Regions from separate parts of the Mus musculus genome. Here regions 1, 3, 4 and 5 are each linked to region 2. Evidence: chromatin loops called from intact Hi-C (ENCODE). Cell type or tissue: left cerebral cortex. All regions are shown on one strand. Region 1 holds the start of Fam13c (family with sequence similarity 13, member C). Region 2 has its middle 68 kb from the start of Fam13c. Region 3 overlaps Fam13c (family with sequence similarity 13, member C). Region 4 overlaps Fam13c (family with sequence similarity 13, member C). Region 5 overlaps Fam13c (family with sequence similarity 13, member C).

What was found. A loop is a pair of places that touch in the nucleus more often than their neighbours do. Peaks named below come from ENCODE experiments on the same cell type or tissue, not always from the same donor. Only the 100,000 strongest peaks of a DNase experiment are listed, where the experiment ranks them.
Region 1: it touches region 2 in a loop (5-fold over the local background); 12 of 42 quality-filtered maps call a loop at or near these places.
Region 3: it touches region 2 in a loop (2.9-fold over the local background); 12 of 42 quality-filtered maps call a loop at or near these places.
Region 4: it touches region 2 in a loop (6-fold over the local background); 11 of 42 quality-filtered maps call a loop at or near these places.
Region 5: a loop joins it to region 2, with 3 times the contacts of the local background. A loop is called at or near these places in 10 of 42 quality-filtered maps.

Annotation. Positions count from the first base shown.
Region 1 is chr10:70,438,857-70,443,856 of GRCm38, reverse strand. It overlaps Fam13c (family with sequence similarity 13, member C), which reads right to left and starts at 2,947. Exons shown (of 14, transcript NM_024244.4): 1 at 2,782-2,947. The coding sequence starts at 2,843. In left cerebral cortex, a CTCF peak has its summit at 3,017; DNase peaks (open chromatin) are centred at 2,965, 3,473, 4,023, 4,194 and 2 more places; H3K4me3 peaks cover 3,245 bases; H3K27ac peaks cover 3,511 bases.
Region 2 is chr10:70,370,526-70,375,525 of GRCm38, reverse strand. No RefSeq gene overlaps it. Among named protein-coding and RNA genes, the nearest start is that of Fam13c, 68 kb to the left of the region's middle. In left cerebral cortex, no CTCF peak of the experiment used is centred here; DNase peaks (open chromatin) are centred at 2,592 and 3,105; H3K27ac peaks cover 860 bases.
Region 3 is chr10:70,512,916-70,517,915 of GRCm38, reverse strand. All of the region lies in intron 5 of Fam13c (family with sequence similarity 13, member C), which reads right to left. Among named protein-coding and RNA genes, the nearest start is that of Fam13c, 75 kb to the right of the region's middle. In left cerebral cortex, no CTCF peak of the experiment used is centred here; a DNase peak (open chromatin) is centred at 2,874; H3K27ac peaks cover 753 bases.
Region 4 is chr10:70,453,905-70,458,904 of GRCm38, reverse strand. All of the region lies in intron 3 of Fam13c (family with sequence similarity 13, member C), which reads right to left. Among named protein-coding and RNA genes, the nearest start is that of Fam13c, 15 kb to the right of the region's middle. In left cerebral cortex, no CTCF peak of the experiment used is centred here; DNase peaks (open chromatin) are centred at 186 and 2,810; H3K27ac peaks cover 2,159 bases.
Region 5 is chr10:70,537,831-70,542,830 of GRCm38, reverse strand. Fam13c (family with sequence similarity 13, member C) reads right to left here. Exons shown (of 14, transcript NM_024244.4): 9 at 106-187. Among named protein-coding and RNA genes, the nearest start is that of Phyhipl, 59 kb to the left of the region's middle. In left cerebral cortex, a CTCF peak has its summit at 2,212 (motif pointing right); a DNase peak (open chromatin) is centred at 2,198.

The sequences.
Region 1 (5,000 bases), 68 kb before region 2:
AGCACGTCCTGAAAAGATGCTGCAGAAGTAACAAAAGGCTAAGGCCACTCTGATGTTGGGGGAGGGGGCTGGGGGAGGGATTGTATAGAGAATGAGTTAAATTCACCCAGATCTGCACAGGCCTTTCAAGGCCTGAGAAAAACAAAACGAAAAGGATTCTGCCCCTTGATTCCTAATTCCACTCTTCCTGTGACTCTTCCCAGGACCTCCAGCTGGGGAGACAGAGCCCTGGCTCAGTGGGACACTGTCTTAGGCTCAGGTATGAAGACCTGAATGTGAGTCCCCAGCAACCACTTTAAAGTCAGTCCATCCTAGTGGTGGTACCTATAAAGCCTTGGGTCTGGGGATGGATGGAGACCGGAGGATTCCCCAGAGCTCATTGGCCAGTCTTAACCCATCATAAACTCCAAGTTCAGTGAGAAATGAGGTTGAATGAAATCAAAGGAGACATAGGATGTTAACCTCTGACCTCCAAAGGCTCCCTCATGCACACACTGTATGAGCGCACACGGCACACATATGCATACACACACAGGCGCGCGCGCACATACAAATAATCACGACTGGTCAAGCAGCATCCTCTCACATAAGTCTATCTGATAAAATAATTCATAGGGAACTCTAATGACTGCTTGGATGCGCCTTCCAAGGCACAGAGTTTTTAATTTCCATTTTAATAAGGATCAACACCAGAGGCCTGAACTTTCAGTGGTCTGGAGAGGAGGCACTGGACATGGGTGAAGACAGGAGCCAGAGGATCTTTGCCTCTCAGAAACATTGAAGAGGAAAGAACCTCCTCGGGACAGACTAACATGGCACCCAAACACTTCCAGGACAAGCTGCTATGTCTGTGTCTCAGGATAGCACCCTCTGGTCCTGCCGGGAGTCCACAGACCCAGGAACAGTTTCATATTATTGAGAGGAGAAGATGAACAATGTTCCGTTTTGACAACCACTGGTTTAGGACGCCCCTCAGCTGAGCCGGGTCACACCTGTGGGGCTTTGGGTGTGTTGCAAGTTCCTTAGATTCTTGCATTAGCCAGATGGCTTCCCAGACACTACTCACAGCCTTTTAAAAGGAACCTCTGTCACTTCTCTGAGGGTAACGTGATCTTATGCAATCAGAACTCCTTGGGGAGTATCCAAGGACAAGACACCAAGAGTCTCCCCAGCATTTAACCATAACAAACACACACACACACACACACACACACACACACACACACACCATATGAAAGCTGGAACTAAAAGTCTCCATCTTGAAACTCCTGGGCCTGTGACTATGGCTGACTCTAGGAATACAGCCACACAACACTCCCAAGAATCAGGCCCAGAAAAACATGTGGTGCCAAGGAACCCAGAGGAAAAGAGAGATGTTACCTGACCACTTATCCAGGAAATTCAGGCCTCATCCTTGGCCCACAGGTATCTCTCCCCACCTCTCTCTTTCTCTATCTTTCTATTGCAAGGCAATGTCACTATCGTGTCCAGGGTTCCAGTGGACAGGCCATAGTGAATCATTGAAAGTCAACCTGGTCCTTATTTTAAAGAGACCCCACTTAGATGAGCTCAAAGCGGGGTACTAAGTCAGTAGCAAACCAGACAAGCAAAAGTGCATGGGGAAGAGGCCCAGAAAGCACAGTGGAACCTCAGCCCTCCCTCTCCAAGTCTCTGCAACAGTGGCAGGATCTGAAAGCCAAAAGATGCTCTCGTCACTGTTCAGGTTTCTTTAGCAAACAGCTTCTAAGCCACTTGTAGCCTCTGTATGAAACTCACAATTCTCTTAAGTAGTGGGATACACAACTTTGCGCATGCACACACACACACAGCCTGCTGCAAAAAGCTTTTACCGAGTAGCTTTTACCAAAAGGTCCCAGAAGTAAACACTAATTTCCCTACGATAAAATGGAATACATATAGTTTATACTCCCAGCTATATGTGAATTGCATACAGTGCCAGCAAAATCTACTCCACGTTCACCTCTGATATATAGATTCTATTAAGAAAATACTAAGGAAGAGATGACCAAAATAAAAACAAAGCACTATCAATATCAACACACACACACACACACACACACACACACGCACACACACGGGCTGGCCTAGAGTAAAACATTATTTCCCTTCCCTCCACTATGAACTGTTATTAGGTTGTTAGTCAGGCAAGGCGTTTCTCTATAGTCACATTATTGTGGCCAGACGAGAAAAATCACAAAAAGGCATCTAGAAAAGTTTACCGCACTGTGTCTTAAAAATCTGTACACACGGAGAGGGAAGGTGAGTTTACCCTGTTTAAATATGCTGGAATTAAACTCCTGCTAGCTCACATCCGTCTATTTGGGGCAAATGTACACTGCGTGCACTCCATGAAAACTGACACTCATGTTGGCAAAATACAACCCAGCTTCCTTTCTGACATGTCACATAGATTTTTTTTTAAGCTAAGCTCCAAGATTGCATATTTTGGGCCACGGAGCCTCCCGCAGCAATCAAGCTAGGTTTATTACTCCCCCCACCCCCCGCTTCCGCTCCTCACTCCCTACCCCCGCGCACCCTCCACCCCGAGCTGCCAAAATACTGGCTGCAACCTGTGTGAGGTTTGTGGGCCCCGCCAGCCTCGCAGCCTCAGGATCCAGGAGACAATGCATCGCCTGGAAAGAGGGCTTGGGGACAGGGGTGGGGTGGGGTGGAGTGGGGTGGCAGCGGGAGGGGATACCTTCACCATAGTTGCTTCGGAGACAGGAATGCAAGTCGATTGTAAGGGCAAGAAGCACTTACTCAGTTACAGCGGCGCTGCCGAAGGAATTATCCTGAAGGCTGAAACAGAAACAAGAAAACATGAGCCAAGTGCGGCCGGGGAGCCGTCTCCCTAATTGCTCTCCCGGAGTTAGAGCACCCACACAAACATGGCATTGCCAGGCAAGTCTTAGGGCTCGCCCGGCACGCTCGCTCTACCTTGGGCTGCTGTCTGCACATGCTCCTGACGACACCCCCAGCAGGGGCCCAGCGGCACCGGCGAACCACAAAGCCCAGCAGCCCGCGAGGCTGCGGGGACGATGGGGCGGGGCGCGGCGGCGCGCGACCGGGGGCTTCAGCCTCAGGAACCTGGAGCTGCTCCGCGCAACCCTGGTAGGCAGCTAGGAGCTACAGAGAGTCCAAGCTGCTTGAGCCTGCCACCTCAGCCTCAGCTGGCAATACAGATTGCGTCGTCCCCCCCACCCCCCAGTGGATACAATGCCCGCCTCCCATGGCTTGTTACCTCCCCAGCCCCCACCCCACCCTAGGGATGCAAACGAGCAAAGATGCTTCTGTCGCTTTTCCTGAAAGCATGGAGAGATCGAGAAGGAGGAGAGGGATATGGATGCTGAGTTTTGATTTATTTTCACTGTGTGTTGGTTTTTATTGCCTAGAACAAAAGGGCTCCCAAGGGCGGGCTGCATCCCGACAGGTCCGTCTGCGCTCTTGTTATTTTACTCCGCTAGAGGAAGCGCCCAGCGCAGGACCACAGAGATGTGAATGAACCTATGCAGGCGAATGTAGAATGCTTTCCAGGCCTTCGCTGATGCCTAGGACACCGTGCCAGGCGGGGAGATGGACTCCTACCCCCACAGCAGCCCCGCACCTTCACAAAGGATGGAATGACAACTCACAAACGTTGTTCCCTTTGATGGAGTCTACTTTGTTGGGGGAAGGGAGGGCCGGTCAGCCCCACCCCCACCCCGCTTTATTCTTGCTTGGAGATGTTTACCCTGCCCCGTTCCCATTGTCCATGTTTCCTGACATGTTGACCTTGACTTGGAAAGACCTGCCTCTGAATTTTGAAATACGATCACAGACTTACGTGTTGAACTATACTATGCATGTGTTCTTAATCCTACTGTCCCATGGAACTAGGTTCTAGATGGCAACGTGAAGTCTAATCACAGGATATCTTCCTGTCCTCAGATCCAAAGACTGTCACTTTCCCAAACGCCCCTGCGCTCGAGGGCTGTGGTGCCCATTCTGGGTAGTTCAGTGTGAAGAAAGACCAGCCTTTTGATTGCGTAAACATCTCCAGTGATTCATCTAGAACAGAAGGAACAATGCTTTCACCTGAAAAACAGCAGTTGATATGAATATGCTGTGGACCAGTTGAAAATATAATGAACCCTCTGAGAGGCCCAACAAGCAGCTGAAAGAGTCAGATGCAGATACTAGCACCCAACCAATGGACAGAAGCGGGGGACCCCTGTGGATGAATTGGGGAAAAGCTGGAAGAAGCTGAGGAGGAGGGCAGCCCCATGGGAAGACCAGCAGTCTCAACTGACCTGGAACCCGGAGATCTCTCAGAAACTGAGCCACCAGCCAGGCGTCATACACCAGCTGATATGAGGCGGCCAACACATATACAGCAGAGGACTGCTGGGTCTGGCCTCAGAGAAGATGCACCTAACCCTTGAGAGACTTGAGGCCCTGGGGAGTGGGGAGGTCTGGTAAAGTGAGGGGAGGGGGTGGCGACATCCTCTTGGGGGCGGGGATGGAATGGTGAGCGGGGGCGGGGTGAATGGCAGACCAGAATAAAAATAAATAAATAAATAAATTTTTAAAAAATAAAAATAAAATAAAATGAAATAATAAACGTGCTCCACAAATCCAGAGATTCAATAATGCCCAGAGGGAGGAAAAGACTAGTTCTCCACAGCCCACAAACAGAAAGGATCCAGAAAAGCTTGTAAGAACTATTCATACAGAAGAAAGACAGTCAGTTCAGTATATTATGGCTAAAAGTTAAGAATACTCTAGATTAAAACCCTGATGGAAACCACTTGGGGTTTTTAAACACTCATCCAATTCTTGATCGTATCTTCATCTGTTTTTTTTTTTTTTTTTTTTTTTTTTTTTTTTTTTTGGTAAGAGGTTTTCAAGTGCCTTTTTAAAATGAGATGTCCTGTTCACCCTGGAATGAACAATACTGATGGATATCAGCAAAGGTTCCTTTGGAGCCTTCGGCTTATCTG
Region 2 (5,000 bases):
GACACTCATACCCACAGAGGGAAAAGGAGAGTGGATATTCCTGCTTGGTGAACAGGACAAACTGACATAGCTGTATGCTTCCTCCACCACTATGAGATTATTAAGACTAAGGTGCATAAGTTCTGCTGAAAGGTGATTATTTATACAAGACATGGTCCCTGCTTTGAAAGGCTGCATCTTCTAGCTCTCACATGGCGCAGGAACAGATCGACCACACTCTTAATTAACACCACTCTCATAGCATTAGTGGATTCTTCAATTGTGCTTTTACCACCCCCCCCCCCACAACAACCCCTCCCCCCCAACCTCCCCCCCCCCCCCAGCCACACACACACATGCATGGAAACCTGTTCTTAAAGAGGTTGAATTTAAGAACAGAAAAATTAAGGATCAGGGAAGGCAGTAGGCTGCCAGTGCTCATGAAATAAGGAGTGATGAATGAAAGATTTAAATCTGTGAAAACACGCCAGACACAACCATGGCAATTATTAAGGCAACGGCCACTCTAAGACACAAGAAGTTAAGATTCCCAAGTGGCTTCCAGCTAAGCTTGCCCTTGTCCAAAGTGCATGCATGTGCTGACATAGGGGAACGGTTCACCAGGCCTTGAACTTTTGTCTCTACCGCTGCTGTTTTCAATCTGCTGCCCTTTCCAAGATGAACGACTTGTGACATCATCTCAGGCCCTCAGAAATTGACTCGGAATTCTTATTTCCAATGACTGACCTTCCGTAACATGAATCAGAAGCAATGAAAGCTTTTTTTTTTTTCTTGGCTAATTATAGACTCTGGAATGATCTCAAACGTCATCTGAGGACTGGAGGCAGAGCACTTGCTACACAATATAAGGGTCTGGGTTCGGATTCATGGCACTCAGATAGAAACCAGAAGTGGTAGCACACACGTGGAACCCCAGCGCTGGAGGGTGAAGACTGAGCACTTGTGGAGGCTCACTTGCAGGCAGTCTAGTCAAAATGGCTAGCTCCAAGCTCAGTAAGGGACCCTGTCTCAAAAATAAAGTGACCAGCCGGGCAGTAGTGACACACGCCTTTAATCCCAGCACTTGGGAGGCAAGGCAGGCAGATATCTGAGTCCGAGGCCAGCCTGGTCTACAGAGTGAGTTCCAGGACAGCCAGGGCTACACAGAGAAGCCCTGCCTCAAAAATAAATAAATAAATAAATAAATAAATAAATAAAAATAAAAAATAAAGTGATCACCGGGCACGGTGGCGCACACCTTTAATCCCAGCACTCGGGAGGCAGAGGCAGGCAGATTTTTGAGTTCGAGGCCAGCCTGGTCTACAAAGTGAGTTCCAGGACAGCCTGGGCTATTCAGAGAAACCCTGTCTCGAAAAAAATAAATAAATAAATAAATAAATAAATAAAGTGATCGAGGAAGACACAGGAAGTTGGCCTCAAGCATACACAGTTAAAAGTAACAGCGCACAGGACTTCATTTGAGGGAAGACCAGTTACTGTTACCTAGATTTAGGTGGGGCGCCTCCAAGGAATGTAAGGCATGTAGCTCTACCGTGTGCTTTTCACAAACCCATCTACCAAAGACAGAGTGTACTGTTCCATTTCATCCAGAAAGGATGAAGCTCAGAGGTCTCCAAACTTTTCCAAGACAACACACATACACACACAAATATATATATGGAGGGAGGGAGGGAGGGAGGGAGGGAGGGAGGGAGGGAGGGAGGGAGGGAGGGAGAAAGAAAGAAAGAAAGAAAGAGAGAGAAAGAGAGAGATGTAGTTAGGATCCATGCTAGATTTCTAGGAAAAATCTGACATTTAGAGTTATCTATCATCAACCTAAAAAAATGATTTGTGGTTCAGAAAAAAATTGGTTCCGGAACATACAAACATCCCCAGACGACAGTTGCTGGCTATAGAATGATGCCACAGGAGTACTGGTCTCCTTCACAGTTACTTGGCTGCTATAGACGAAGCAAAAATTAATCTGCCATGTTTCGTGGCCTGAATGTTACACCCAAAATACCCTTTAATATAATAACCTGTGCTCTAGGCCAAAGAACAGGAGATAAAAGAAGGTCATTAGCTCAAATACTAAACGATAATGGAATTTTCTTCTTAATAAGATTTTCTGATTACCCAAGGCTCAGACAGAACCAACTTTGGCAAAAAACCAACTTTCTGAAATGTCTCAGTCATTCAGAAGGGTACATGGCAGAGAAAGCTGCTTCAAAGTTCTACGGTCAGCATTACATACACTAATATGTGCGTGCACATTGGAATGTGAGTGAGTGAGTGTGTGTGTGTGTGTGTGTGTGTGTGTGTGTGTGTACGCGCGCATGACATGAACTACTTCAAAACTGTTTCCTAAAAGGATCCCAGCTCTGTTTCGGGTTGGAAATGGCTACTTAATAAACAAATCTGCCTGCCTGGTTTGTGCCAGCTTCCCTATCTGGTACGATTAGTGCATCCAGGTTGTTGGTTTGGTGCTGTTTGGTTTTTTTTTTCTTTTTTTTTTCCAGACAGCTTTTCTGAATTCTAGATGTTTATTCTTATTCTATATCTCTGTCTGGTGTTTGTGGGAGGCATTTTTGTGCCCTGAATAAGAAACGCCATCTGGGGTTTGTTTCTTCAGTTCTGTTCGGAAAGAACATCTCTGGCATTTAAATCTCAAACTGCTGAGTTGTTCTCTGGCTGCTTCTGATAGAAATCTAACAGGAGTTAGGGCCATGCCCCCCCTCCCCCCCCCACCTCCCGCCCCTCATGGGTGTTTCCTAATCTGAGGTTCCATGGCTGCCCCATTAACCAGCTTGAACATCCATCCTCTAACCAGGTTAGCAGGCTTCCCGTCTCTCTGATAGGCTTGCAGACAAACACGCTTTAGAACAACTGACCCTGGCTCTGCCTCCAGCCCATGGTTACATGTGCTTGCTTGTAAATTTCCAGCCACTACACTTGAAGCCACTTCCTCAAGGTACAGAAAAGCTGTTATTTTCCATTAGTCTAAATGCCTCAAGACCAGGGCAGGAGCAGGCATGGTCCCACTTGGTTTTCTGTATACTTTATACAGACTTGGAAGATTTTCAATGTATTTCTGTCTCCAGACTTCCAGGGGAGGCTACCCCTATGATCTAATTGTGATCAGGGTGCCAATGTTCCAACTCACCACCAGTAGACCTCAGGAGGCAAACACGTGAGCCTCGTCTTCAATTAGCCTGCCAGAGATCGGAACCCATCCTTCCCTGACTGAGTCACGAGCACCAACAATAGAACCTCTGCTTCCAGGACTTTCATTTGAAGAAGAGTTTAAACACCAAAAAGTGAATGTTGAGGGCTTAGATGCTGTCATCCCATCCTTACAACAACAACAATAACAAAAATATTCTGAACCCACAAAAAAATCAATGACATTTCTTAGACCATCGAGGATCTGAGATCCCAGAGCAGCCACCACACTGAAATCTGAAAAGACTGTAGACAGAAGACACAGCCCAGGGTGCCTCCATGAGCAGAAGCCACCTGGGCCATCAGTTCAGGTTTCTAGATAAAGTTCTCCAGGCTGTATGTACACTGCTCTGAGAATCAGGGATGGGGTGAAGTGTGTGTGGGGGGGGGGGATGGTTTCCATCCCAGAGATGCCATTACATCAGGGAACAGCCATTTAGGAAACGCACTCATTTCATAATGAATATCAAGACAATCACACTAACAATACACACTGAGGAAAGATGGAAGCAACCACTTTGAAATACATTCGCTGTGCCTTCCACAGCAAAACCCAACCCTTCCATGACGGGGACTCCAGCAGACCCTAGTTTACCTTGAGTGGAAGAGATACTGTCTGACTCCAGCCCTTTTTGAATTTGTGTTTCATGCAAGGGATAAAAGAACAAACAAGCCCAGGGGTTCATACCTCATGGGTAGAGGTCTGCTGAAATTGGAGAAAATCTTTTGTTGTTGTTGTTTTTAGAGACAGGGTTTCTCGTTATAGCCCTGGCTGTCCTGGAACTCACTTTATAGACCAGGCTAGCCTGGAACTCAGAAATCCGCCTGCCTCTGCCTCCCGAGTGCTGGGGTTAAAGGTGTGCACCACCACGCCCGGCCTGGAGACAAGTTTAAGATAGTGGATGCTGCACTCCCCCACCTGTACAGCCTCGCTAGTTTTTAAACCTACTTTGAGTATAAGTCATAGACTGGAACCGGTGACCAATGGCTTGTGTAGCAGAAAGACCAAAGACTGCCTCGGCCAGGTGACCAGAGTTAACGTCAGCATTGATGACTTCCGGTGACTGTGGGTATTTTGATGAGCTATGACGAAACGGTGCCTCCTGCCTGAGCTTCCTTTCCGTAAACTAGACAGGGCACCAGCAAATGTCAGCGAGGTGGTAACGGACCATTCTACATAATGCTTGACCTCGTACATGTCTGTTGTATTTTATATAAAGATAAGAGAAGCCAGGTATGTGTCTGATGGAGGTGCGGTATGGTGTGGGGGAAGGGGATGCTTCTGCAGGTCCATGCAGGTTCCCCCTGAGGTAACAGCCACAGGACAGCATAATACAGAATGGAGTTTATTTGACGCGTGGGAAGGGGAGTTAAGGGGGTAGTAGAGACTGAGAATGGCAGAGAGAGATGGGGAGTAGAGAAGTAAAGGCCAGCCATGAGCACATGGAGAGAGGGGGAGGAGAATGGGGAGAGAGGGGATAGAGGGTAAGGGTGCAAGGGCAAGGGGAGAAGAGAGCAAAAGAGAGAGGAGGGGTGAGCAGCCCCTTTTATAGTGAGTCAGGCACACCTGGCTATTGCCAGGTAACTGTGGGGCGGAGACTAAATGCCAACAGTATCTAGGTTCCCAGAACAACAACAACAACAACAAACCATTGTCACAGCCAAAGGAAGACACAATGGCTGCAGGTATCACAGGGTACTGGGATATGAAAAGACTGTTAGTAGCTAAACATGCTTGCAATAAGTTAAAGGCTGGTTTAAAACTGCATTCTTTTCTACTGTAAAACAAAACGGTAACA
Region 3 (5,000 bases), 140 kb before region 2:
GAAAGGGAGAGAGTTGTCTCATGGGTTTGGAATTTCAGTTCTGTGTGATGAAGAAAGAAAGACGCAGGTGTGAAGAATTCACAGAAAGGTGTATGGACTTAGTATGGCTGAGTGGTATACTTACGAGGGCTTAGGACGGCATGTTTTTCCTATTAAATGTATTTCACAATGACTTTTTAAAAAGAATCATGTGTAAAAGGAGGTGGACATTTCTGATTCTCTCTTGAGTGGCAGAGTCTTGTGTAGCCCAGGCTAGCCAACACTCTGGACGATCTTGAATTTCTGATCCCCATGACTCTACCCCCCTGAGCCGTGGGATCATGGGTGTGTATCACCATGCCTGGTATTAGGCAGCGGAGGGAAAGAACCCAGGGCTTCCCACACATTAGGCAAGCATTCTAGCAGAGAGATACACTCTCAATCTTTATTTATTTATTTATTTATTTATTTTATTTTTGAGACAGGGTTTCTCTGTGTAGCCCTGGCTGTCCTGGAACTCACTCTGTAGACCAAGCTGGCCTCGAACTCAGAAACCTGCCTGCCTCTGCCTCCCAAGTGCTGGGATTAAAGGCGTGCGCCACCAACGCCCGGCTTCAATCTTTTTATTTTATTTTTTTAATGTGGTGCGTGCAGCCTGGCTCAGACGCCTGTGTGTTCTTGTGTAATCTGCAAAAGCAAAAGATGTCTTTCAGGTTCTCACAGAACCACGGGGGATGCCCACGGTGCTCTGTATCCTGCCTGACTATGGGAAAGCATCCTGGCTATTGCAAACCTAGATTGTTATTTTTCTGTCACCTGTAAAAAGAGGCAGATGTAACCGTAATGAGTTAGAACCCTGGCTAGGAGGGCTGTTCCCAGGGGAACTGAGGGGAGGGGAGAAGGCACTCTCTAAAAGCAGCAGTAGGTAGGTGGTCATCACTCCAGGACTGGACTCTGTGTTCAGGGTGGATGCCCCCCAAACACCGGCTGCAGGGAAGAGGCCTGGCCGTGTTGACAAGCCACATGAGGTACCTACTGTTCGTGACTCATCACTCTACCTCCCAGGGTTTCACTTCTGGGCCAGCCTGCCTACCAGGAACCTCGCTCTAAATGACTTTGGAGTCCCCTTCTACTGAATGGAAAGAAAGCCAAGCATGCACGTTTACTGAGGATGGAGGTGCAGAACCTGGCGCATGTGGGTACCTAGACTTGGGTCTGGAGCAGAACCAACGACCGAGTTAGAGGAGCAGCAAGGGATGTCAGTACACAGGGGCACATCAGGCCCTAACTGGGAGTGCGTTCGGATGCTGTAACCTGGGAAACTACCTTCTCCCTCCTGCATGCTCACTGGAACAACACTGAATGACACGGGCATCTACTCGAATGGTTGGGTTGCTCCTCTCTGAGACACTGCAGAGAACCAAGCATAAAGGAATGAGGAGGAGGAGGAGGAGGAGGAAGAGGAGGAGGAGGAGGAGGAGGAGGAGGAGGAGGAGGAGGAGGAGGAGGAGGAGGAGGAGGGGGAGGAAATCCAAGCAAGACAGGATGAACATTAACCATCCAGGGAGACCTTTAAGCAGAAGGGAAGACAACCGCCGGGGGCCAAAGGCAAGACAGACAGTGGAACGGAAGGATCTCAGAAGCCCTTCTGTCCCCACCACGTGCCACTCCATTCCCTGTCACTCAGCCCCACAGCCCTCCTCAGTAGAGTTCTTCTCACATGGACACCCTGTGTGGATGGTTCTGGATGGAATACTCCAGGGTAACAGTGCAGAGACTGAACTGTGAAAAAGCCAATCCCACCATCACATACAATGTTTGCCCAGGGAATGATGGGAGCTATCTAGCCTATCCAATCAGGATGAAGCGCTGTAGAGCTAACCCAAGAAGCCCCGTGGACACTTCCCGGCACTGGCGGGGTCTGAGCAGATGTGCTAGTCACATGATGCTTGGATACTCAAGGCAAGAGCCAGACTTGCATGAAGACTAAGACACTGACATCAGGTTCTTTCTCCTGGAGCATCCAGCCCAGCAAGGAAACCGTTAACAAGCCAACAAATAACAAGGTGTTATTTCCCTAGTCCATGCTGGAAAGCAATGGCAAACTTTGGGAGGAGAGAGTAACAACCCAGCCATTTCACCGACCAATCACTCGGGACTTAGTGACCTTTTACACAAAGACATACTCTCCTTTCTACAGAAAAATGAAGCTGTGGTCTGGAAGCTACACCCCCCCATCCCTCCCTCCAAGCCCCCACTCCCTATCCCCCCCCCACCAATCAAGCCCTTCTCATATATGACTTGATTTCCTTCAAGACCATGGTGCCTCCAGGCAATGGCTCAGGTCAGAATGCTGATGCTTCACACACACACTCACTCACACACACACACACACACACTCACTCACTCACACACTCACACAGTCACACACACAAACAGACACTCACACACTCACACAGTCTCACACACACACACTCACTCACTCACACACTCACACAGTCACACACACACAGACACTCACTCACTCACACACTCACACAGTCTCTCTCACACACACACACACACACACACACACACTCACTCACACACTCACACACTCCTTACATCCAAAGTCACCATGTTAAGGCACCTAAAATCAGGAGGGAGATCACATGGCAGATAATGACCCCCTGGGGAATGACAACCACCCCTGCCTCTCCAGCGCACCCTGTGAGAAGCCAACTAAAGAGAAGTCTGCACGGCCTAGGTATGATTTTCTAAAGTTAACTCTTCTTTTTCACACAGTAGAGCATACATAGCTTGTTTTAGAAAAATACTCATTCCCCTGTCTCTGCAATTACTCGGGTCCCACTTTAGCTGGGCTGGGAAAGAGAACACCCACGTGGGTGGGTTGGAGGAGAACTATTTTGAGGTGTCTTCATCTGTGACTGTGCAATTAGAGAGCAGGAACCATTCACGGTTGGTTTCTAGGAAGGGGTTTTATGGCACCTTCCCATCCCTTTATACGTCCAGGAAGTGTACACAGATTCTCGCTCTGACGTGAAACACAGTGAACGGGAACCTTGCTGAAAACCTGGGATGTGGGTCAGTTCCTAGACATCTACTTACTGCTATGATCCCCTCAATTTTCATGATCATGGGCATAAACTCCCAACCCCACATACGCTCTCAATAAACGCAGGAGACTGTCCCTTAATAATACATTCATTTACCTGCTCCCTGCTCCAACATCCCCAGGGTCCCCAGATCCTATTTGGCATCGTCCTACGAATAGCCCACTAAAGGGGGCGGGGAAGCGAGCCAACTGAGCATGCGAGTTCCCCTCCCTCTTCTTCCTACCTGCTGTGATGTGAACCGAGCTTCCCCACCATGATGGACTGAACCTTCTGAAACCATGAGCCAGTCACATATGAGGAGGGCTGAATGGAGGAAGCTTCCTCTTTCGAGCTGTCTGTGTCTGGTAATTTGACATCACTACAGTGATGTACTTGTTCGTGGGCCGGAACAATATCCTCCATTTTTCACACCACGAGCACATCGCCCTGTAGAGTCTATCGGTAAAAAGACTGTCTATACCTGTCAGGTTCAGTTTTGGCAGGATGAGACTCGGAGTATCAAATTTGAAGACTCTCTGACGCTCTGGTTAATAAACTTCAAGGTGTTTTTTGTTTTTTGTTTTTTTAAACCCGCTGGGGAGTTTACAAAATATATACATTCCCCAAATCATATCATTTTTGTGCTGATTTAGGGGGTCTGGAGCAAGAACACTTTAATACTAAAGTGCTCAAGGTCTATATAGGCCTTGAGAAATACTATCCGATCTTCTGGGACCCTGACCTACCCTAAATGGTTTCTTGGTTGTCTGCTTAATATCACCAAGCCCAGGGACAAACACTTTTCCCTGAGCCCCAGCACTCTGCCACCCCATTGTCTTATAGCCTTGATCTTCCCTTGAGACCTAGACCCAAACACACTCGGGAGTATAAAATATGAGGTGCACAAGATCAACAGGTCACCTCCCAATGGCGGACTCAGAGACTCTCAATGTTCTCAACAAACAAAATGGGGCTTCTTCTAATGATAATGTCTCTAAGGCCGTGATTCTTGACCTTCCTAACACTGTGACGCTTTAATACAGTTCCTCATGTTATGCTGAACCCCCAACCATTAAATTATTTTCATTGCTACTTCATAACTGTAACTTTACTGCTGTTAGCAATCATAATGTATAAATGTGTGTTTTCTTTTTTTTTTTTTTTTTTGCGTCACTGGATCATTTATTGACAAATCATTTAAGAATTCAGATTGCTGACACTCAAACACATGGTTGTTCACAAAAGATAGGATATCCTAATATAACTAGGATGTCGTATGGCCAGTGAAGAAAAAAGAAAAAAGTTGTATTCTCCAGTGAGGGTAATAGCTATGGATGAACCTGGTCTCAACATTTAACACCAATAAGCAAATTGTTAAAATTTTAACAGAAGATAAAATCACTGTTGTTTAAGGTTGTTGAGACAGGCAAAACAGTACATAATGATATTAAATTCATGCAGAGTCAATACATACAATGAGCCAAATATTATATATTTATCACCAACATCTCCTAAAGTAGAGTAAGTAGTTAGCTAATTTTATTCATGAATTTTTTTTAATTAGGAACCTCGTTTACATTTTCAATGCTATCCCAAAGGTCCCCCATACCCATCCCCCCAATCCCCTACCCACCCACTCCCCCTTTTTGGCCCTGGCGTTCCCCTGTACGGGGGCATATAAAGTTTGCAAGTCCAATGGGCCTCTCTTTGCAGTGATGGCCGACTAGGCCATCTTTTGATACATATGCAGCTAAAGACAAGAGCTCCCGGGTACTGGTTAGTTCATATTGTTGTTCCACCTATAGGGTTGCAGTTCCCTTTAGCTCCTTGGGTAATTTCTCTAGCTCCTCCATTGGGGGCCCTGTGATCCATCCAATAGCTGACTGTGATCATCCACTTCTGTGTTTGCTAGGCCCCGGCATAGTC
Region 4 (5,000 bases), 83 kb before region 2:
CAGAAGAAGAGGAAAGGGCCAACTAATATAGTGTTCCTTGGGTTAGACGCTCTTCTGAATAAACAACGTGACAGTCATTTGTGCCATTGGCCATCAGTCATACCCTGTCCCCCACAGCACTGTGTAGAGCATTTCTTCCTGGTCCAGTGCATTGCAGGGTTGTAATTAGCAGGCTAGCACATGACCAGCTCTGGATAATTAATTAGGAGAGAACACAAGCTCAGTGTAGCCCTGTAGCCGTGGGACTTCGAGTGCTTAGCATAATAACCTCCAGATCCTGATTTCTCTGAGACTCAAAACCGGAAGTGCTCAGTTTTTCTAAACAGAGCTTCTTGACTAACTTCAGTGAACAGGGCCCTCCCATCAATCAACCAAGGCTACACGGCATACGGGAGAAGTGCATCTTTGTGGGTTTACATCACTAAAGCTCCAGATTGTTGGTTCGGTTAGCAGTCTACTTTAAGTCAGGGTATTCGTCTACTTAGGTTTAATATATACTCATCCAAATGGTAATAACACATCCTATAAACTACTTGTACCCCACTCCTAAAAGTTGCTGAGCATGTAGGTTTTTATCGTTACCTGTTTTATTTTTAACTTGTAGGGATGGACCCCAAGGCTTTCTGGGTATTAAACAAGTGCTCAAGCACTGAGCTTGGTCTCATACCGTCTAATCCTCAAAAACCTCTTAAGAGAAATTTGATCATCTTCATCTTATGAAAATAGAAAAGGCACATAAGGGAGTGACTTTGATTCCCTAAGTCACACAGAAAGCCAATGACTACGGAGGCGTGGGAGCCCACATCCATCCACTCCTGTATCTGCTCCTTCTTTGACCAGGTGATATTGTTGTTGTGATAAAACACGGGATAGGAGCCACAGAAGGAAGAGCTTATTTTGACCCACAGTTTGAGGGTTCACGCCATCCAGCATAATGCATTTGTCTATTCGGAAAAAGTGATGTAGTTAGAATTTTGGCTTCTCTAAAAACCAAGTTATGTGAATATCTCTATTATAATCCCCGGTGTGGGATAAGAGGCTGCTTCACAGCAGGTGATTATGATTTGCCTCGTGCACGAGCAGGGACGTGATCTTTGCCAGCTGCAGAGAGTTTTATTCTGGGGGCTCTGGAGAGAGCATAAATGGGAGAACCCTGAGAGAGCCTGTGGCGTCTGCTGCTCCTGGTTCCTGTTACTGTAGTTTGTCAAGTGTTCATGAGCAAAGAGACAAGAAGGAGTTTGATATCCTGATGACAAAGTTTGGACTTGTTCCCAAGGAACCCAAAACCCTTACTCAGCAGGGAGTCTGTTTTGTTGGTTCTCCTCTAACCTCCTCTCTCTCCTACCTAGTGCTGGGGGGGGTTGTAAGGGATCAGGGTGGAATAAGGGTTGGAAGGGAGGTAGCAGTGTAAGAACCCAATAGCTAACTAAATAGCTAAAATAACTAAACACAAAGTAAAAAATAAAATAAAATAAATGCCAAAGTGATAAAATTACTTTATAGACATCCCAGATTCCTTTCTAAAAATACATTTCATCCGTTTCATTCATCACTTAGTGGGTTGTTAATCAAAAGATTAACTTCTGAAGCTGAGGGGCCATGGTAGGATACCAGAGAAGTTGAATGCTAACCCTACTGACCTCACTTCCAAAGATGTTCAACTCACCAGGACTCCACTCCATCCGCTGGATCATTACTCTGCTTTCCTCTTGTAAGAAAGAACACTAAGAAATCAATGGTCCACTTTTCTTTCTGACCGGGGAAGATCTTACAGAAACCTATACCATGGCAGGAATTGAAGTAAAATATCTACACGGTGCTGAGAAATCATACGTGAGAGGTCGGCTAACAGAAGCTGTGAGTGAAATCAATGACCCAAACAAGTGCGGGAACCACAGTGTGTCCATGTTCTCAACTGACTCAGGAAGGAAGAAAAAGAACCGCATTCAAGGTAGATCCATAAACCGCAATAGCATCTGTGATGGTTTGGATATGCTTGGCCCAGGGAGTGGCACTATTTGGAGGTGTGGCCCTGTTGGAGTGGGCGTAGCCTCGCTGAAGTGGGTGTGGCCTTGTTGGAGGAAGTGTGTCACTGTGAATGTGGGCTGTAAGCCCCTCATCCTAGCTGCCTAGAAGCCAGCATTCTGCTAGCAGTCTTCAGATGAAGATGTAGAACTCTCAGCTCTGCCAGCCCCATGCCTACCTGGATGCTGCCATGTTCCTGCCTTGATGATAATGAACTGAACCTGTGAACTTGTAAGCTAGCTCCAATGAAATGTCCTTATAAGACTTGCCTTGGTCATGGTGTCTTTTCACAGCAGTAAAACCCTAAGACGACATCTTAGTTGTTTATGGTGGCAGGAGACAGCGGCACAGAATGAAAACTATCTTTCTCTTAATTTAGTGTCAATCCCAGTAAGAACTATGTCTACTAAAAAGAGAAAGACAGTAAATATTTAATAGGTTAGTTTGACTCAAAGTATTTACAGGGTTTTTTTTTTTTCTTTCTTTCTGCAGAAGGATGAAAACGGAAAAAAAAAATCACAAATAGACCTGGATCGTGTGCCAGCCTCTTAACATACCTAACTACAGCCAAATGGAAGAAACCCGGTGCTTATATATGCCAGACCAAACAGCTGGTCTCCCCAAGGAAGTGGGTTAGCGGGAGGCTGGCAGTCCATAGCTCAACTGCGGAAAAGCTCTCCTTCGAGCCTGCTACTTTTTGTCTTCTGTTAAAATAGCCACCAGAGGGGAGGCCATACGGGTGGGGTGCAGCCTAGTGCCAGATGGTGAGACGTGAGGAAGACAAGACTTCATCTTCCAACACTAAGAATGAATGCCCTCTGGACAGCTTGGAGCGCCAACACAGGAAGTTGCTTCTACCATCCAAACCTCATCTTCCCACTTCAGGTTGTGGGGGACAGATGTTCTGACTTCTACAGCACTCAAAACAGAAGCTTGTAATCTTTCACAAAACACGCAGAGAGATGATTCATGCCTTGAGTCAGTTCCCCTCCTTGGGTAGAGTGTTTGCTTATTGGATTTGACACTCTAAACAGGGACAATCTGTCCCTGGGTTCTAGCCGGACCAGGCTTTAGGAAGAGCACACCTTGCTCTGACTTCCACCATATCAAAGAATTTTACTAACAGTTACCCTGGCTTTTCAAGGGACCACTCAATAGGGGTCCCTTGCCATGTTTTCCCACATAGCTTATGGTCTAAGAGATAAAAGGATATGTGTCTTAGTCAGGGTTTCTATTGCTGCACAAAACATCATGCCCAAGAAGCAAGTTGGGGAGGAAAGGGTTTATTCGGCTTACACTTCCATGCTGCTGTTCATCACCAAAGGAAGTCAGGACTGGAACTCACACAGAGTAGGAACCTGGAGGCAGGAGCTGATGCAGAGGCCATGGAGGGTGCTGCTTACTGGATTGCTTCCCCTGACTTGTTCAACTTATTTTCTTATAGAATCCAGGACTACCAGCCCAGGGATGGCACCACCCACAATGAGCTGGGCCCTCCCCGCTTGATCACTAGTTGAGAAAATGCCTTACAGCTGGATCTCATAGAGGCATTTCCTCAAGGGAGGCTCCTTTCTCTGTGACAACTCCAGCTTGTGTCAAGTTGACACACAAAACCAGCCAGTACAATAAGCAAGCATAAAGGAAAACTGTGGCTCAAAGAAACATTCAAATCTCAAACACTTTAGCATCTTAGAATGTAGTCTTGCATTCTCTCCAAGGTTCCTGGTCCTCTATCATTAAGTCTGCCTAAGTTCCTCCCTCTTTAAATTGTTTTAGTGGGATGCAAACCTGGAACCTTCAAACACAAAGACAACCTCCAGATTTTCTTACTGTACTTTCCTTCTCATGGATGAGGCCAAGGTCAAGAGGGAAGAAAGGTTGCTGAACCTGGCCTATCAGATGGGACCTGCTATTTCTGAATATGGAGTTTATTAAGAGAAAGCAAGAAAAGTAGGGGAATGAAGCCACACTGTCTATAACTGCGGGGGGCCTCCTTTCTCTTAAGACTAACACTGGTTAGGATCGAACTGATGGGCAACTTTAAGGCTGTGCATTCTAACTTTATGAACAGAAAACTCCGAACCAGCTGCAACCATAGCCCTACAGGAGCGCTCTACAGCTTCCAAGACAACGCTTTTAAATTTAAGAAGCTGACACTTGTGGGTTTTCGCAGGTGTTTTGGGGGAAAGCCTGTAACAGGCAGAGTTTACTGCTACAAAGGAGGCTCAGGTCCAGCCCCCTTCCAAAGAATCCACTAGTCTTACACCAAGAACTCTCTATAACCCTGTAAGATGAACCGCGTAAATGTCACATTTACCTTGCAACCCAAACCCTTATGGAATGACCCAGTCTATGTTTATCCAAGTCACAGTGGGGCTTTACACGCTACTAGCCAGTGCTAAGTGTCAGGGGTGATCATGGTTCTTGTGTAAGCCTGTCTGTAGCCTTTTTCATTTGAACCTAAGTTACCAAAGCCACTGGTTTTCAGATGGGGAGGTACACTGTTAGCTCACATTTCATTAGAGGCCACATTCCCAGTGGGACTATGTGGCCTGTTCTGATAAAACAAACTTCATATCTCAAATATAACAATGCAGATAAAATGCTGGTTGCATAATAGATTCTTTCCCAATTATATCCTAGCTAAAAGCAAGGCAGATGGCCTACAGAGCTTAATAAAAATACAGACCTTTGCTTTTCTGATATTCTTAGAACTGTTTTCTAGGATCAGGCTATAGATTAAGGTATTGTTTCCCATGTAAGAACTATAACCACCCATTTTTATAAAGCTCAGAACTTAGACTGCCTATCTCCTTTGAACACAGCCTTAATTGCCATCCTACAAAGGTACTCTTTCTAATTTTGGACAAATTTATTTTATTATCTGTTTGCATTGCTGGTATGACGGATGCTCAGACCTTTCAGATTTCAAAATGACTGGGAGTCAGTCTGTCACAGCTCCTTCTTCCGTTTCT
Region 5 (5,000 bases), 170 kb before region 2:
CAAGAAGGAAACCAAAGCCCAAGGAGGCTCAGGTGGAAATGGGCTGCAATTGTCCTGGACATTACGCTATTACCGATGGTGCTCTCTGAGGGAAGGGACACTTGCCTTTGAGCTGTTTGCGCCCCTTGGCCAAATCGTTCATCCATTTCAGAACTTCGGGATTTGAAGTCTTGTCCCCATGCGACGGCTATGGGGAGAGGAGAAAGTAGAAGTGGATGGGAATGAGGGGGGGTGGGGGGTAGGCAGGAGGAAAGAGAGAAGGAGAAGGTGAAATGGGGAGATGGGGAAAGGGAGGGAGAGAGAAAAAGGAGACAAAAGAGAAAAAAAAGAAAAGCAAAAATGTTAAACAGCCGAGCCACACAGAGAATTCAGAGACACGTCGAGCTGAACACTGGGGCAGAGTTCTAGTGCGTGGTGTCCAGCTCTGCACCTTTGTTCCTCCATGGGCATTATTTCAAAGCATGCTGAGGCACTCAGCACATTTCCAGACATCGTAGTGATTCCCTGCATCCGGCTGTCCATCCTCCATCACCTTATAAGCCATCCACAGCCCATCCCATTGGCAGGCCATACTCCCTGCCAACAGGGATGAGAGCAATGATAGGACCAAAAACCGAATGCTTCCTGCTTTGTCCGTGGCTCAGGACTGGGTCCTGCTGGGGAACACTAACCAACTGGGAGGCTGAGTCCTTGGAGCTCAAGAAAGCAGGCCCCATGGTCTCTGAAACTTGATAATGGTCCAATAGCTGATCTAGGAGCAAACAGCCCTCATTCTAATCACTCTCTTAGTACTAAAGACCCCACTGAGCTACCATCAAAGTGAAACGTAACACTTCTGACCTTGGGCCGATGGCTTAGCTTCCCTGGGCTCTGCTATCTCACATATTACATGTGAGGATTACAGTATCTCCTTCACAGAGTTCCTGTGGTGCATTAATGCCTGTGAAGCCCAGAAAACAGCTCTGGGTGCATGCCAAGCAATGCAGAAGTGCTAGCTCAAACCATAAATGTTACTGTTACTGACTTAGCCTCACTGGGTTGGATAAGCAGAGGGCAGTAGCAGGAATATTTCCACCAAACCTTCAAAGGAATCCTGAATGTATCTTCACTGACAACCACACACACACACACACACACACACACACACACACACACGGAGAGGGTCATGTAAGTCCGTCAGATCATTTACTTCTGAATTCCTTCTCAGCACAAAAGGGAACTGTCCCCAGAAAAGAGTAATCAGTAGATTAAAAATGGCAAAATATTTTTGGTTGTAAGGCTAGCCTTTGGAGCTCTCAGAGACTGGTCCATGAACCAACGAGTATACACAGGCTGGACCTAGGCCTCCCTGCACATAGGTAGCAGATGTGCAGCCTGGTCTTCATGTGGGTCCCCAACAACTGGAGCGGGGGCTATCCCAAAAGCTGTTGCCTGTCCATGGGACATGTTCTAGCTGGGCTGTCTTGTCTGGCCTCAGTGGGAGAGGATGCACCTAGCCTCACTGAGACTCGATGTGCCAGGGTCGGGGAATGCCCAGGGTAGCCTAACTTCTCAGAGGAGAAGGGTAGAGGGTAGGGAGAGAATTGTAGGAAGGGGTGACCAGAAAGTGGGGCAGTGAGTGGGATATAAAGTGAATGAATGAATGAATGAATGAATGAATACATAAATAAATTCGGCAACAAGCCCTTACACTCTGCCATAGATCACAATGAGAATCCTCCATCTGAAGCTAACTTAAAAGCATGCTCCAGAGAGTTATCCCCACCTGAGACTACACAAGGAACTTGGCTGGGAGGGTTGGGAGGCCTCCTGCACAGAGGTACCTGGGCTGAAATGCCTGCACTGTCCACAGCCAGCCCGTGAAGACCCACTTTGCCCATGTAAGATGAGCAACAGGAGAAATGTCTTCAGTGACAGACACAGCACATTCAGGGTACTTAACAAGAGCACATAGTGGTGCTTTGCATGACGTCACCTGATGAAAGAACGCATGCTCGCCATGAGAACCTGGAAGGATCCCACCAGTTATAGGGTGACATGGAAATATACATCTAAAAACAAGCTAGAAAGGAAGACTGAAGGAAAAGTCACTGTCCCTCCTGTGATGGAGCCCTACATTGTCAGAACCACGGACAGAGACACAGGCTGCCCAAAGCTTCCCTCATGAGAGGAAAATATATAAATATTGTTTAGTGTAATCCCACTGATGGCCTCCAGGAGGAAGTCTTCTGTTTAGAAGCCTGTTGTGTGGCCTAATTCTTTGGGCTTAGCTGACAGCCCAAGCATTACATATGGACTGTAGAACCCTCACAGGATTCTCCAGACTAAGGACGTATGTGTGCAGGTAAAGCTACGCGTCTCTGGATCCACTCAACACCCCACCAAAGGGATATACGAAACATACAGAACACACCAGGATCTCAAGCCAGTGACCAACAGCTTTGGATTTTTTGTTTTGGTTTTGGGTTTTTTTGTGTGTGTGTTTTGGTTTTTTGGGTTTTTTTTTTCCACCCACAAAATGAAGGAAGGATCAGAGGCTGAACTTTATGACACAGTACTTGAAAGCCCGCAATCGGTTGCAGAAATGAATTTTCTTTTTATGGCTCTGCCCTTAGTGGAGCTTTCTTAAGGTTACCATCAGCTTGGGTAGGAGATGGCTTTCAAGCCACAGAAGTTTTTACACATTCATAATAGCTCTTTAGGCCTCTTCGTGTCTGAATGGAAAGGTCTACGGTTGGACACCCAAACTCACTAATATAGGCTTTGTTAGGGGTAATTAAAATGAGGCAGCCAAATCTACTATTACAGACACTATTGTGGTATATTTCTGCTAAGAAAAGAATCATTCATAAGACACTTTAAAAAGACTTCTGGTCGGCCATGAAAAGACCTGGTTTACCCTGTCTAGATTCTTGGCTGTGTGACTCTTAAAATTCATGTCACCTTTCTGGGCCTGTTTCTTCAGTCACTGGGGGGAGGGGTGGAGAGTCTGTCTGGTTTGTCCAGTTTTCCAGTTTTCACATGTTTTATTGAAAGTGAACATCTGAGCCAGGCAGCAATGGCATAAGCCTTTAATTCCAGCATTCAGGAGGGTGAGGCAGGTGGATCTCTGTGAGTTCAAGGCGGGGGGGGGGGGGGGGGGGGAGAGGGAGGGAGAGGGAGAGAACCTGCCTTTCTACCCAGGGCTACATTTGGCTGAGACAGAAAGACTTGTGTTTATGAAGACATGGCAAAACCTGAGATGCCCAGTAGGAGCTAAGATTCAGAAACAACCAGCGGAGGATGGTAATGCCACTGTCCGAGGGATGGGAAGGAAAGTAGGCCTTACACGTGGCAGGTGGCTTGACAGGCTTCTAACCACAGCTTGGCACCTGACAAGAGGAGTGACCGAATGGCCTGTTTCCTAAGATACATGGGGTGCTGACTGAAGGAGGCGGGGGAGGTAAACACTGAAGGAGCAGTGAATATGAACCCTCCCCGCCTACTGCTCTAGCATCTATGCCCCTCCTCTGTGCGTGCGTGCGTGCATACATGAGGCAGGGAGTGTTGGCAGTGACTGCCTCTTCATTTGCCTTTAATGCTTCTCAGGACCGGGTAAAAGATGCTGTGATAGTTTATATATTCTTGGACCAGGGAGTGGCACCATTTGGAGGTGTGGCCTTGTTGGAATAGGTGTGACCTGGTTAGAGTAGGTGTGTCATTGTGGGTGTGGGCTTAATACTCTCACCCTAGGTGCCTGGAAGTCAGTTTTCTACTAACAGCCTTTGGATGAAGACATAGAATTCCCAGCTTTGCCTGAGCCATGCCTGCCCGGACGCTGCCATCCTCCCACTTGATGATGGACTGAACCTCTGAACCTGTAAGCCGGCCCCATTTAAATGTTGTTTTTTATAAGACTTGCCATGGTCATGGTGTCTGTTCACAGCAGTAAAACCCTGACTAAGACGGATGCCAAAAGAAATTCTCTAAGTAAAACAGATGTGGCTGTAAGAGTTGAAAAACAATAACCCATGTGCACAGCTCAGGTGGGGACCCAGTGCATCTTTAACCTGCACGAGCCCCCTTCCTGTTCTCCCAAGACAGAGCCTGTCCTGTGACCTGCTCGGTATCTCTCAGACAGATTAAGAAGTTGGTGGCAACTAGAACCTTTTGCTTCCTTCATTGCCAACACTGCAGTAAGTGCCACACGGGTTCCTCCAACAGTGTCCTCAAACTTCAGTTACTGCTGGATGACTCAGAACAGGAAGTAGCCTGTCCAGAGACACAAGGCTGCTGAGGGTTTATATTGGGTCGAAATCTACAACAGTCAGACTCGGGAAAGGCCAGGTCACAGGTGTTAACAGGCTCAAAAATAGAACCCCATTTGTCACTCCTTGGTGTCCATCATGAGGGTGTGACAGGCCTGGTAAACTCCGGTAGATCAAAGGTGAAACCAGCTGCTCCCAGAATACTGGGGCTGCCAAAGATAGACACGAAGAACCCTACAACACCATCACTCCAGGTCTGGTCATCTTTAACTCACTGCTCCAGGCCTCAAGGGATAGCTCGTAGCTGGTTAGAAGTCTTCAGTGGGTCAGGGCTTACTTATCTGCGGGATAAAGACCGAGCCAATAGGCAGGGGCTTCCCTGCTGCATGGACAGAGTACAGCCATGACTGAATGGAAACTACGCAGCATCCTTGTTCAGATGGCCTTAAAAGCCAATCTGATGGCTCCCTTTCTATAAGACTAGATACCATTCCCCAAACACGCTCTCTCTCTGCAAAGCCATAGCCAGGAAGGACAGGAAGGGAGGAGCAGACCACTACCTACTCACCACTCTGCCCCAAAACTTATCACAACGCTCACAGGAACACTCCAGTCGCCTCTGTATGGAATGCTTAGCGAGCCTTTTAATATTTCAACATGTTTGAGAGATTGTTCCCTGCTCCAGTTTATTCTAATAACAAGCTGTCCTGGGCTCTCTGCCAGAGACCCACACTATCTTTATGTGATTCCCTG